2 separate regions of the Mus musculus genome follow, and region 2 is linked to region 1. The links are chromatin contacts, found by Hi-C or POLR2A ChIA-PET in ENCODE. All regions are on one chromosome and are shown on one strand. Each heading gives the region's core, a stretch centred on a gene start or an enhancer-like site at or near the end of the contact. The rest is flanking DNA. Distances are from core to core; before and after follow the strand shown.

Region 1 (5,700 bases), core at 1,004-3,503:
ATGATTTAATCTTTTTAGACTTAGATGTTGTAATGCTTTGAAACTATGCAGTTCCTCTGGGAACAAGGACTGAATGAATTTTGCATAAGAACATTATGACTCTTTGGGGGCCAGAGGTGTGGTAGGGAAAGCTTCCCCCAATACAGATTTCCACACTTTCATCACCAGAGCCTGTGAATATATTTTCTTACAAAACGCAAAGGAACGTGGGAGCTATGATTAAGGACCTTGCTATGGTGAGATTATCCTAAGTGGGCCCAATTTTGTTACACCAATCCTAAAAACTAAAGACCTCTTTACTGATGCTACTGCCTTTGAAAGGAGAGGAAAGGGGCTACAGACCAAGGCACCTCAGGGGCTTCTAGAAGCTAGAAAGAACAAACTAACACTCTTCTCTCTGAGATTCTAGAAAGGAATGAAGTCCTCTGACAAGCTGACTTCAGCACAGGGGGTTAGTTGCACCCTGACCTACAGAAAACAGTACATTTCTGTTCTTTTAAATTGCTAAGTTTGTACCAACTTTTATGGCAGTAATAGAAAACAAATAGATGACTGTACTTACTCTGTTCATGCATTACAATAAGAGATTCCCATGTAATTCCCTTGAAGGAAACAAAGGCATATCTGATTAGTATCCATATTCTGACCCTCTGTTGCCTAGCTGATGTGATTTCCAATTCTCTGAGGCTTATAGCACCTGCTCTGGCTCCCTGTTCTTTAAACACATTAAAGATGGAAATAGGTTATATGCAAATATGATGCCATGCTGTAAAGGGACTGAGCATGCCAGCCTCAGGCGTTCCAGGAGCCTGAACAGTATCTGGCAGCTACTCAAATTTGTTGAAATGAAAATTTAAAAAGTCACAACTGACAGATTACAAAGACTCACAAGTCTTATACATACCATGGCAAACAGCGCTGAGCAGTAACCAAAAGATTATATGCATTACGTAAGTTGGTTGGTGAATTCCCAAGCCTTAATATATGGACTTAAATATGATATTTGTAATAACGAGGTCATTTCCAAACCCTTCCCAGTGCTCTTAGACATGGTGCAGCATTTGTTAAGGTCAGATTGTAAGAAAACTACTGTATCATGAATTTTGTATTTCTTCTTTGTAAATGTTTTAATAATTGCTAGGTACAAAGTTTCACTGGTTTTTAATTTTCAAAAATATTTTTATGTATCTACAAGTAGGAATGTGCTCTACATGTGTGCCTGGTGTTCTCAGAGGCCAGAGGAGGGCAGTGATTTCTTTGGAACTGGATGGCTGTGAACCTCCCTGTGGGCACTGGGAACCCAATCTGGCTCCTTTGAAGAGCAGCCAATATGTTCTTACGTTAATGTTAATCTCTGAGCCATAGCTCCAGTCCCAACAACTTTGCTTTTAAACATTTAAAACTTACGGTGGACGAGTTAAAGGAGCACTTACCGCTGCTGTTTAAGCTGCCTGTTTTTAACGTACTATCGTACCTTTCTCTGTCTCCACACACTTTCCTTCTGGACTGCCTGAAATTTGTAGGTCTCATGACTTCAGTAATTTTTTTTTTTTTAAATTAGCTACAGTGTGGCGCGGTGGGGCCCACCTTTAACCCCAGCATTTGTGAGGCAGAGCCAGGTAGTATGTAAACCAGCATGGTTTTAGGGAGTTCCAGGTCGGCCAGAGAGACCTTATCTCAAAAACACAAATAAAAAAATTAATTACCATTCAGCCCCAGTGCAAGGTAGAACCAGGTCAGGTGCTTTCAAGGGAGAGCCTGCCCACGCCTGGCGAACCTCCCCGGGCACTGCTGAGGTGGTGAGCACAGGCCTCTGGATGTGGGGCATAAGAAATATTACTACGAGTGCATCGGTTTTAAAGAAAGTGTGGGCCCCTGAGCCACTCAGAACTGCCATTGTTCGGCCGTGCATTTCGACTGGGGCTGGAGCGGCTACTCCAACAGGTGGCAACGTGCTCTGCAAAGTTTGCCTACGTCGTCCTCAGTGACCCGTCTCACGTTTCCAGGCGCGGAAGGAGTGGGCCTGGGCACCGCGGCCGCTGAGGGTTGGGCCGGGCCAGCCGAAGCCAGGACGCATTCCAGGTGGGGAACGCTGAGCCCAGAGCGGCCCTCACCACCCACTTCCCGCCCAAGCACACCCCGCCACCCGCGCCTGCGCCCGCCGCGGGACAGCCTTCGCTAAGCGACTGCGCCTGCGCGGGGCGTCGCGTTACGCCTGCGTGCCGCCGGCGGCGGAAGGAGCGAGCAGGGCGGGAGCAGTGGGCGGAAGGGGCGGTGCTCTGCTGCGCGGCCTCGCGAGGGTGAGTGTGGGGCCCGGTGCGCGCGGAGGCCAGGAGTCGGGGCCGCGGTGCGTCCTCCGCCCGGGGTCAGCCCCGCTGTCGGGGGCGCCCCCTGGAGGCTCGCGGGGGGCAGCCGAGGAGGATGTGGCTGAGTCGGGGGCGGGGTGGATGTGGTGGGGCCTGCAGGAAGGACTGGAAGGGACTGAGCGCTTTTTCCTTACATAAGAAAGGCGTCGCAGTCGCTGCTGTCAGGTTCTCGTGGGCCGGTTTGTGAGCTCGTCTCGGGCAGCGCGGAAGGAGCCAGGCCCGGAGGCTGTTCAGTGCTAAGGAGCTCCGCCTGCGGAAGGGAGCAGCAGACCCCTCAGAGGGGAAGGAATACAGATTTGCAGGTTATAAAGCAGGGTTCACTGGGAGTCACAAAGCGGTGTCTGGGTTGCCAAACACCGTCGCGACCGCGCCGGTAGCGTTCCACAGAAGACATGCCAACTTCAGATATGTTTCTCATTTGAAAAATGAAGGAGAGCCTAAGAAAAGGGTTTCTTACTGTCGCCTTTCTTAACAGTTCCCTTGCATATATTTTGGAGAACAAAGAAACTATAAAAAGTGGCTAAGCTAGTAGAAAACCAATTTCCAGGAGAAACAAAACGTTTGGAGGGTTATCTACAATGTCTCGAAAGTTCTTTGACGAAGTAAATATATTCAAGGAAATAGTATTTTTATTAGGATGGTTCTTTTAAGGCTTTGTTTCCTATTAGAGACTATAAACATGGAAAGTTATATAATCATGAGGAACGTAAATGGTGATTACAAAATGTGAGGGTGTCATAAGAATATATTTGGAATGGATGGAGCAAGTGAATGGTTGGAATTTGCCCCAGCTGATTGATGTCATGTGGGAAAAGTAGACATTTAGTCTTGCTGTATGTAAGAAAGGTGTTGAACATTGCTTTAAAATCAGTGCTTTAAAATCATTCATTGCCACGGGTCTTCTACAGAGATCTGAGTTTTCTGGAATAAGGAACAAGTATCTATATTTTTATGTGATCCTCCCGTTGGTTTTAATGTGATTGGTGTTGGGTTGAGTTAACAAGCACCCTCTGTGAGCCGGGTATCACCTAAGTTAGTATTCAGAATAATTTGATTTAGAGAAGAAAGATTTCCCCAAAGCCAGGATCATCAGGAGAGGATTTAAGAGAAGAGTGGATTTAAGCAGAGGAGAAATGTTGTAGAAGAGGAAAGATGAGACCAGTTAAATCTGGAATGTGGGAAATTGGGAAAGTAAGTACTAGGTTTGGAAGACCAAGTCTCCTTAGAGGAAGGAGGTCTGAAAGGAGAGTATGAGAAAATTGTGCAGCAGAAACAGACTATTGGACTTGGTTCTAGGGCATCAGTGTCACACAGAAGGCTTAAGAATGCTTGCAGTGGGGGCCCACTCCCCTAGTCAGAATGCCTGGAGTGGGGCCTGAGCGTTCCCTCTCACAGGTACTCCTGGTCTGGTTTGGGAGATCACTGTGCTAGGACGCGGAGGAATTTGAACAGAAGAAGCTAGATTCATGTTCCAAGATGGATCTTACTGAGCAGTCCAAGGGCACTGGAGAAAGAGTGGAGAAGGGCAGTGTTTCTCATTCTTGATCAGCACGAACTTGGCACCAGGTCCTGCCCGAGTGCACAGCCATTATTCACACTTGCTATTCCCCTGGCCTGCTTATATTTGCACAAGAAGAGCCTGAGACCATAAGAGGGCTCAGTTACCAGTGCTAGTCTCACTAATGCTGCAGATTTCCAGAGCAATGAATAACAACATTTAATGGTGAGAGGGTCCCAGCACAAATTGACCTCAGAGTAGAAATTTGGACATGTGACTCTTTCTGGAAATAGTGAAAGATAAAGTAGACAGGAACCTCAGAGAAGCCCTCCCGAGGCAGTGAGTGTGTTCTGTGTTACCCTCACTTATCAGCGACCACCTTAACCACTCTGTAAAACCATTTTAAAACTTGAAAGGGAGAGGTGAAGCTTTGAGCAGGGGTGGAGATGATAAGCAGGCTAGTGGTATCTGACAACATAGTTTCCAAATCAAAATCAGTTACACACCGGGTGATTGTGTGGCCTGTGTGTATTGTACTATATCATAGACACTGATTGGGTTTAAAATGCCTTTTCTTGTCATGGTAATTACTGACATTAAGAATATTCACTTGCTCAGTTCCAAGACAAATATCCCAAGTCAGGCCCTGCTGCTGAGCAAACTCCCAATGCAGAAAAGTGGGTATGGATCAGACTTTTAAAGGAAAAACACACATTTACAAGTGTTCTGCTTTCAAAATATCAATTAGCAGTCAGTGTAATGGAGTTATGGACTAACGTAAAATTATTACATATATTCTTTGATTCTGCGAACGAGCTATAGATACAGAGCACCCATGGTTTATAGTAGACTGCCATCTTAAAAGTTACCACTGTACATTGTGATGAGGGTTGTCAGGCTGGGGGAGTAATCACACTATGGTTCCTGGAGGATGAAGAGGGTTTTGTGAGATAATGAGAAAGAGCATGTCCCACATGGAAAGACTATGGTGACAGCCACTCTGGGAAAGAGCGTAGCTGCCTCTGGAGTCTGTACACACAGAATGGAGACAGCAGGAAAGCAAAGGTTGAGGAGGAGGGGGTGTCAAGAATTCATGGAGGAATATAAGGTATTTATGTCATCACTGCTTGCCTGGATTGTAAACTTGATGCCACCAGGAGTCATTTCTGACCCATATGCCAGTACATTCCAAGGTCTAGCCCAGGGCCCTGCATATGGTAGCTTCTGCATAAGTATTTATTGACTGTGCCATTGCACAGTCATAGAAGAAAACATTTTTATTTTTAAGGTAAGGCAGGGGGAGCCTTGAAGGTAGGTTTGAAGGAGAGTATATGAGCATGAGATGCCTGATAGCGTGGAGGATGAGTAGAGAATGTGTGAGAGGTGGCGTTGGTAGACTGTGGGCTTCCAGACTTCACAGTGTACTCATTGCAGGCTGCGGTAGAAAACCAGAAGAAACAGTGCTCGGGAGGATTATCTATAAAAGGGATACATGTTATCGAGTGACATTTGTGTTTCATGCATTCGTGCATGTGTATTGTAAATATATGTCTTATAGCATACACAGCTTGAAACCTACAACATTAGAGAGATGTGGATAATGGAGAAGAAAGAATAAGTCACTTTTGTGAAAAGTAGATGTGAACTTAAAATGTTATTATCTGTGTAACTCTCTCAGGGGCAGTATGATTAAGTTTTGTTCCTGTAACAAAGCAAAGGTTTATTTTGGTTCAGTTTTGGAGACTGATTCATGGCCAACTGCCCCTGTTGGCCCTGTGGTAGCACAGTGATTGTGGTGGAAGTGTGTGGCAGAGGAGCTACCTGCCTCATGGAGCC
Region 2 (5,700 bases), core at 990-3,489, 85 kb after region 1:
CTCTTTAAGTTGAATCCAAACAACTTAGCTTTATGCTAAGTAATTAAATGTGTGATGTCATGAGTTTGGTATGCTGGTTACATGTGTTAGGGAGAAAAAAATAACTTGGTCAGTAAAATTTTTTTAATGTTATTCAAGTAGCACCTAAGATTGTCACAAGAATACCAATTATGCACACATGTCACTTTGAATAGGCTGGTCTGGGTCACCAAATGAACCTGGTAAATTTAGCTAACAGGGAAGGGTTGGACAGCTTTCCTTGGGTCGCAGACAGCTAAGCCTATTTGAATGGTATCCTTCCAGAATGAAGCAGTCGCTTTAGCATCTAGGGAATGCCGGCGCACTAGAAGGCAGCACCACAAGGAAAGATGCCGGGGTCTAGAAGCTGTGGGTCTGGTGAAAGATCCTGTGCAGTCAGTCATGGACCTGCTTCTCGGGTGGGGGAGGGGGCTCACTTCTGGGAAAGGAAGATGATTTCCTGAAAGTGTGCTGGTCGCAGCTTCCTCCTGGGAGTTGTCTAAGGGAATGATTAACTACAATTAAATAATTCGTTCTTGCTGCGTGGAGTTGCACGGGTGCCAGGCAATTTCATTGCCAATCAGTGTCAGAGCTGTACTGAGGGATGCTTGTCTTCCTCTCCTGACCCCTCCCCTAAATCCATTTTCATACATTCTATTGTGATGTACTAACAGTCCAAAACCATCCCCCCATCCCCCTCCTCTTTCCCTGTCACATTCGATAAATATGGGGCAGTTATCTGACTAATGTTGAGCCAGAATCCTGACCAAACCAAACCATGGCTTTAATGAGTAAAGCAACATTTAATATTTTCATTTTTTTATATGTACATATATGTCTGTACCTGATGCCCTCCCAGGCCAGAAGGCTCCAGTCCTCTGCAAATCTAGTTACAGATGGATATGAGTTACGGTGTGGGTGCTGGGAATTGAACCTGGGTCCTCTGGAAGAGCAGCCATCCCTCCATTCCCCACATTTAAAATATTTTAAAACAGGTACTGATATTTTAGGGGAAGGTGCAAAAGCCACCAGGTTGAGAATTGTCCATTTCCTGCCAGGCTGCCAAAATTCTTAGGGTTAAAAACATTTGCTTGGTGACCAGCTCCACTGGAAACTCTCTTTGAATTCTTCATGTTCGTGGAACCTGACTTGAAGAGGGTCATGATGTAGGACTGAAAAGCCGAGAACTCACACCCAGGATTGCCTGCTGGTTGGAAGTGGGAAAGCATAGTAAAGGTTCCTATCAGTGGGGGATGATGAAAGGGCCGAGACAAGAGACCGAGTCTTTAGCGTTTCTTAGAATTCTTGTCTTTTTAAATCCATCTTGCTTATTGATCTGTCCTTCCTGACTGAGGTACAATATATGAAACAGAAAGGGTTTATTTAGCTTTTTTTAAGATGGAAGAAAATGCAAAAGTGATGCCAGGCCCTGCTCATGAGTGATGTCTAGTTTGAAAGAGGCAATTTAAATCCTATTTTTGTGGGAACTGATCTTTGTGGATGCGCGAGTGTTGACAATCGAACCCTTTCTCCCTCCAGCTTCAGCGACAATGGGATTATGAAAGCAAGTTGGGCTCCTCGGAGGACTCAGGGACGGATCGATTCTCCTCCAATACCAGTGGAAGCTCAGGGCGCAAATTCAAGTGATTTCAAGAAAGAAGCCACAGACCTAGAGCCCTACCTCGTGTCTGTGTTAAGCCATTGAGACAGGAGTTCCAAGAAGGCTTTGATGGATTGTGCACATAGGGAAGATCTTGCTAGAAACTTCCCTGGGCTTCCTCCCTTATTCTTGTGTGTGTGCGCGCGCACACACGCACGTGTGTTGATGGGGAAGGGGTTTGTCATAAACATGATTAATGTTCCTTTACAAAGTGCCCAGGTTCACATTCTGCTGTTAGAACCTCACAAACGATAGCATGACCTCCACCTTAGTGGGCTCCAGAGTTATGTAGCCTGTCCTCTACCTCAGAGAAAGACCTTTCTGTTTTCCCTGTGCTATGACCCAGAAGGCCTGTAGCAGTTCCCTCCACTCAGGGAAAACTGGCTTTGCAGCTGGCTCCGCCTTCCGCGGCGCCCATAGGCCTGCGCCTCCCTCTTCCCGCTGCATCTGCCCTGGCGGGGTCCCCTCACAGCCGTGTGGTTGCCCTGCCCGAGAGCCGCTAAGGGACCTGGCAAAAAGGAGCAAGGCCACGGAATAGTTCCCTCCCGCTGGCAGCCATTCCTCTGCCACCCGGCGCTTCGGGGCCCCGATCCAGCCTGCACCCCAACCCACGGCTCCTGTTGAACAGGAAACACAAACGTCGCACCCTAACCCCCTAGCCGCACCCCAGGACCCAACCCTTAATATGTTTTTTTCCTTTAGCCCCAGGTTGGGCTAAATACATTCGCTGGGAGCCATCTGGTCTGCTTCCCCTTCATGTGGTTTCCATTAAACTCGCCAGAACCGTGCAATGTAAATGCAGCCCTGGGCCACTCCGGAGCCTCCAACAGTCTGCCCTGCGCAGGCAGAGCGAGGGGACCTCTGGGCAGACGCCCAGGCTGGCACCCAAGGACCATGCCCCAGTGACTGTGCATCACCACTCCTAAGGAGGCATTTATCCATGGCAAGGCTTTCTTAGTGCCCCAGTGTTCAGCTTTTGCTACATGCAAGCCAGAGTTTGTTAGAATTCTGTTTCCATTCTAAAAATCAATGTCAACAGCTTTACAGACAAATTTACAGAAATAACCTGGCCACAGAAACTCAGCGTGACCAGCAGCATGTCGGGAGGGCTGAGTCTGCCTTCTATGCAGACCGCCTTCTTCCCTGACTCCCCCTACCCCCATAGGAAAAAACAGAACAGAAAAAAAAAAGTTAGCTTATGGAAAAATACTGACTCACGCAGTGAATTAGGGTTTATAGTACAAGATAAAGGAGACAGGCCGATTTAAGGACTCATAATGTGCTGTATTTGGAAAGTTCTTCAGGTTTATCAAAGATTAGTCCGTTTATTGAGGAGACTGGAAAAAAGGGGGGGACGGGACGGGAAGCAGCAGGGGACCAGCCACAGGCACTTCCAGGCAGTGAAAGAGCCTCTGGTCAGAAGGAATTAACTTGTAGCCGTCCTGTTTTGTCCAGGGTCCTCCTTTTCCTCTGTCTCCACCACCAGCCTAGGTTTCCCTCCCTCCCTTTTTTCCTTTGCTTTCTTTCTGTTCTCTTCCCACCCCCACCCTGGCCAGGGGATTTTATTTGGGATTTTAAAATGAAACCAGGTGCTCCGTAAAACAAAGACAAAGTAGTAACAAGGAAACACGATCCAAGGCCTAAGGAATGCGCTGAGTTTCATGACTCAGGCTGTCCTGGCAAAAAAAGTAGGAGTGACATGAGAGGTGGGTGGCACCGAGCACAGACCATACATGGCAGCCCTGGCCTCCCCTGATAGGGTGGTCAATGCAGCCTGTGACTCACTTTGTAAAAGGCTTCCCAGGCTGGAGCCAAAGGATCAGCAACGGTTCCCTGAGGGGCAGATCCACGTGATAGGGCCAGGGCTACCCTGAGGTTTGGGCATCACATCCTAGGCAAAATGCCACCCTTTTCTCCAGGAAAGAGGCAGGCTTAGCAGACTGCCAAGTGCACTGGTGCCTTCAGGAGATTAACAACCTGCGGGCTTTAAAGTGACAAGGTCTCTCTCTCTCTCTCTCTCTCTCTCTCTCTCTCTCTCTCTCTCTCTCTCTCTCTCTCTCTCTTTCTCTCCTCTCTCTCTCTCCTCCCTCCCTCCCTCCCTCCCTTCCTCTTTCTCTCTCTCTCTCTCTCTCTCTCTCTCTCTCTCTCTCTCTCTCTCTGTATGTGTGTGTTGGGGGGGGGTGTGGTTGGGAGTTCTAAGTCTCTAGGATCGCTGAGGTGCCTTGGTTAGAGGGGGGTTAGGCTGCTCCTGGGAGAAAGTGGAAAGCTTGCCCATGGTGGGGCAGGAGAGGGGGTTCTGGGCGCCATTCCTCAGCAGTCAGGGCAACCAGCTCAAGGGATGCGTTATGCATAAACATGCAGGGAGACACCTAGGCAGACATCCACACATTCTCAGAATTCCTTTTAAATGAGCAGGGATGGTGTGAGGTACACTTTTTGTGTGTGTTAATAAGAGACAGGCTAAGAGTACTAAAAAGGTCCCTCCTAGCAGGGTGGTAGTGGGGGCTGAAATCGGACGGTAAGGTTCATCCTGGCCTCTCGTCATTACCTCTGCATGAGTAGAAGCAAGTGGTGTCCCTCACTCCTGAGAAGGCTGTCACGTTTCGAGTGAGAATGACTGACATAATGAGGTTTCCACATGCAGAAGCTGCACGGACTGGAGGCTTGTTTGCCTTCTCCTCTTTCCCATTCTGTGAAATACCCACCAAACAAGCTCTGCTGACTAGTCCATAATTTCAGGGAAATCACTGCTTAACTTTGTCATCAAAGGCAACCTACCTGGAAAAACTACAGTCTAAGAATGATGACTTCATAAATATTTATAGTATGAACAGGCGTCACTCCAGTCCTGTTGGAAAATGGGCCCATTCAGCTTTCTTTAAGATGTGACACTTGGGTGAGTGACATCTGTCATCCGGATCAGCCCTGCACTCCGTCCCTCTGAAGCATGTTTATGGAGTGATTATGCCTCTGAATATTCGCTATATTTAGGTCTGCTCCTCTCCTCTCAGCCCTCCTAAATCCCCAAAGAAGCAAAAAGCCAAGTTACCGATGGACGGTAGACTTGAACCGTCATGACAAAGCACAGGCCCTTGAATGTGTACTACAGGAGCATTTGAAGAGCTGAGAATTCAAACGGGAAAGCCAGTTGCTAGTATAGTATTCTTTCGCTAGGGTGGCTTTGTTGGGACTGCTGTCACAGGTGAGGGCTCTCAGCTGGGCCTAGAGGGCAAAAGCAGGGAGGTGCACAGGGAATTGTCCCCTCTCAGGAGCTCCCTGTGGCCCACACCAATCAAGCGGCCTACACTCAGTTCCAGAGCTCCGAGGGCAGGATTTGGCGAGGACTTTGTGACCTCAGTTGAGACAAAACCTCTAGCATAATTGGAGGCCTTCCCTCTTGGCCACACCTGGGCCTGGGTTGGGGTTAGCAGCTGTCCACCATCCGGGTGGAGATAATGGGCCCCCGGTCTACAGCTACAAATGCTCTGGCCTAAGCCTCTGCTGCCAGTCACAGGCCTGCTTTAGGGCCAGTATTTGCCTTGTGTCGGCTTGGTCTTCTATTGTTTATCCTGGGTAGAACCAGGTCTTGGCACAGGGGGCATGAAGCATTGCCAGAGTTTTATTTTTAGAGACAGGAAAATGTCTGCTTTTTGGCAACTGTTCTTTTTCTGGCACGCACCAGGGATGGTGTAAAAAGGCTCAAGTGAGAGATTCCAAGCCATAAATTCATGGCATATGACATAGGCATTTGCATTGAGAGTTTTTCAACAGAAACCTGGTGTAGCCTGAGGTCTTCCATAAACAACAACTGGGCAGAGATGAAGTTCCACTGCCATACCTGAAGAAAGCCCTCAGGACCACGAACTTCACAGACATCCACACCTTGGGGTGACAGTCCTCAGGACCACCAACTTCACATATATCCACAGACTCTTTTGAACATATCAGATGGTCTGAAATATTTTTTTTTTAATTTTTACCTTTGCCAATCAATCCAGAATCTAGTCCAAGTTGTTGGGAAA

The links. Hi-C counts contacts between places; a loop is a spot of excess contacts on that map. ChIA-PET counts read pairs that join two places held with the same protein, here RNA polymerase II (POLR2A).
Region 2: a map of heart shows a loop between it and region 1 (4-fold over the local background). The contact joins the enhancer-like site here to the promoter of Mmaa in region 1. A Hi-C loop is called at or near these places in 5 of 37 maps with a recorded cell type or tissue (Patski and heart). POLR2A ChIA-PET finds 5 or more read pairs at or near these places in 1 of 5 experiments (Patski).

Annotation. Positions count from the first base shown.
Region 1 is chr8:79,291,514-79,297,213 of GRCm38, reverse strand. Mmaa (methylmalonic aciduria (cobalamin deficiency) type A) reads left to right here and starts at 2,253. Exons shown (of 7, transcript NM_133823.5): 1 at 2,253-2,300. Gm4890 (predicted gene 4890) reads right to left here and starts at 2,136. Exons shown (of 2, transcript NR_045823.1): 1 at 1,707-2,136.
Region 2 is chr8:79,206,615-79,212,314 of GRCm38, reverse strand. 1700011L22Rik (RIKEN cDNA 1700011L22 gene) reads left to right here. Exons shown (of 6, transcript NM_026315.1): 6 at 1,558-1,885. The coding sequence ends at 1,665. Among named protein-coding and RNA genes, the nearest start is that of Gm30271, 7.6 kb to the right of the region's middle. Within about 2 kb of position 2,239, at least 1 of the 3 ENCODE cell types and tissues checked has a DNase peak (open chromatin) inside an H3K27ac peak, as active enhancers do; it is heart, where a contact is called at or near this core.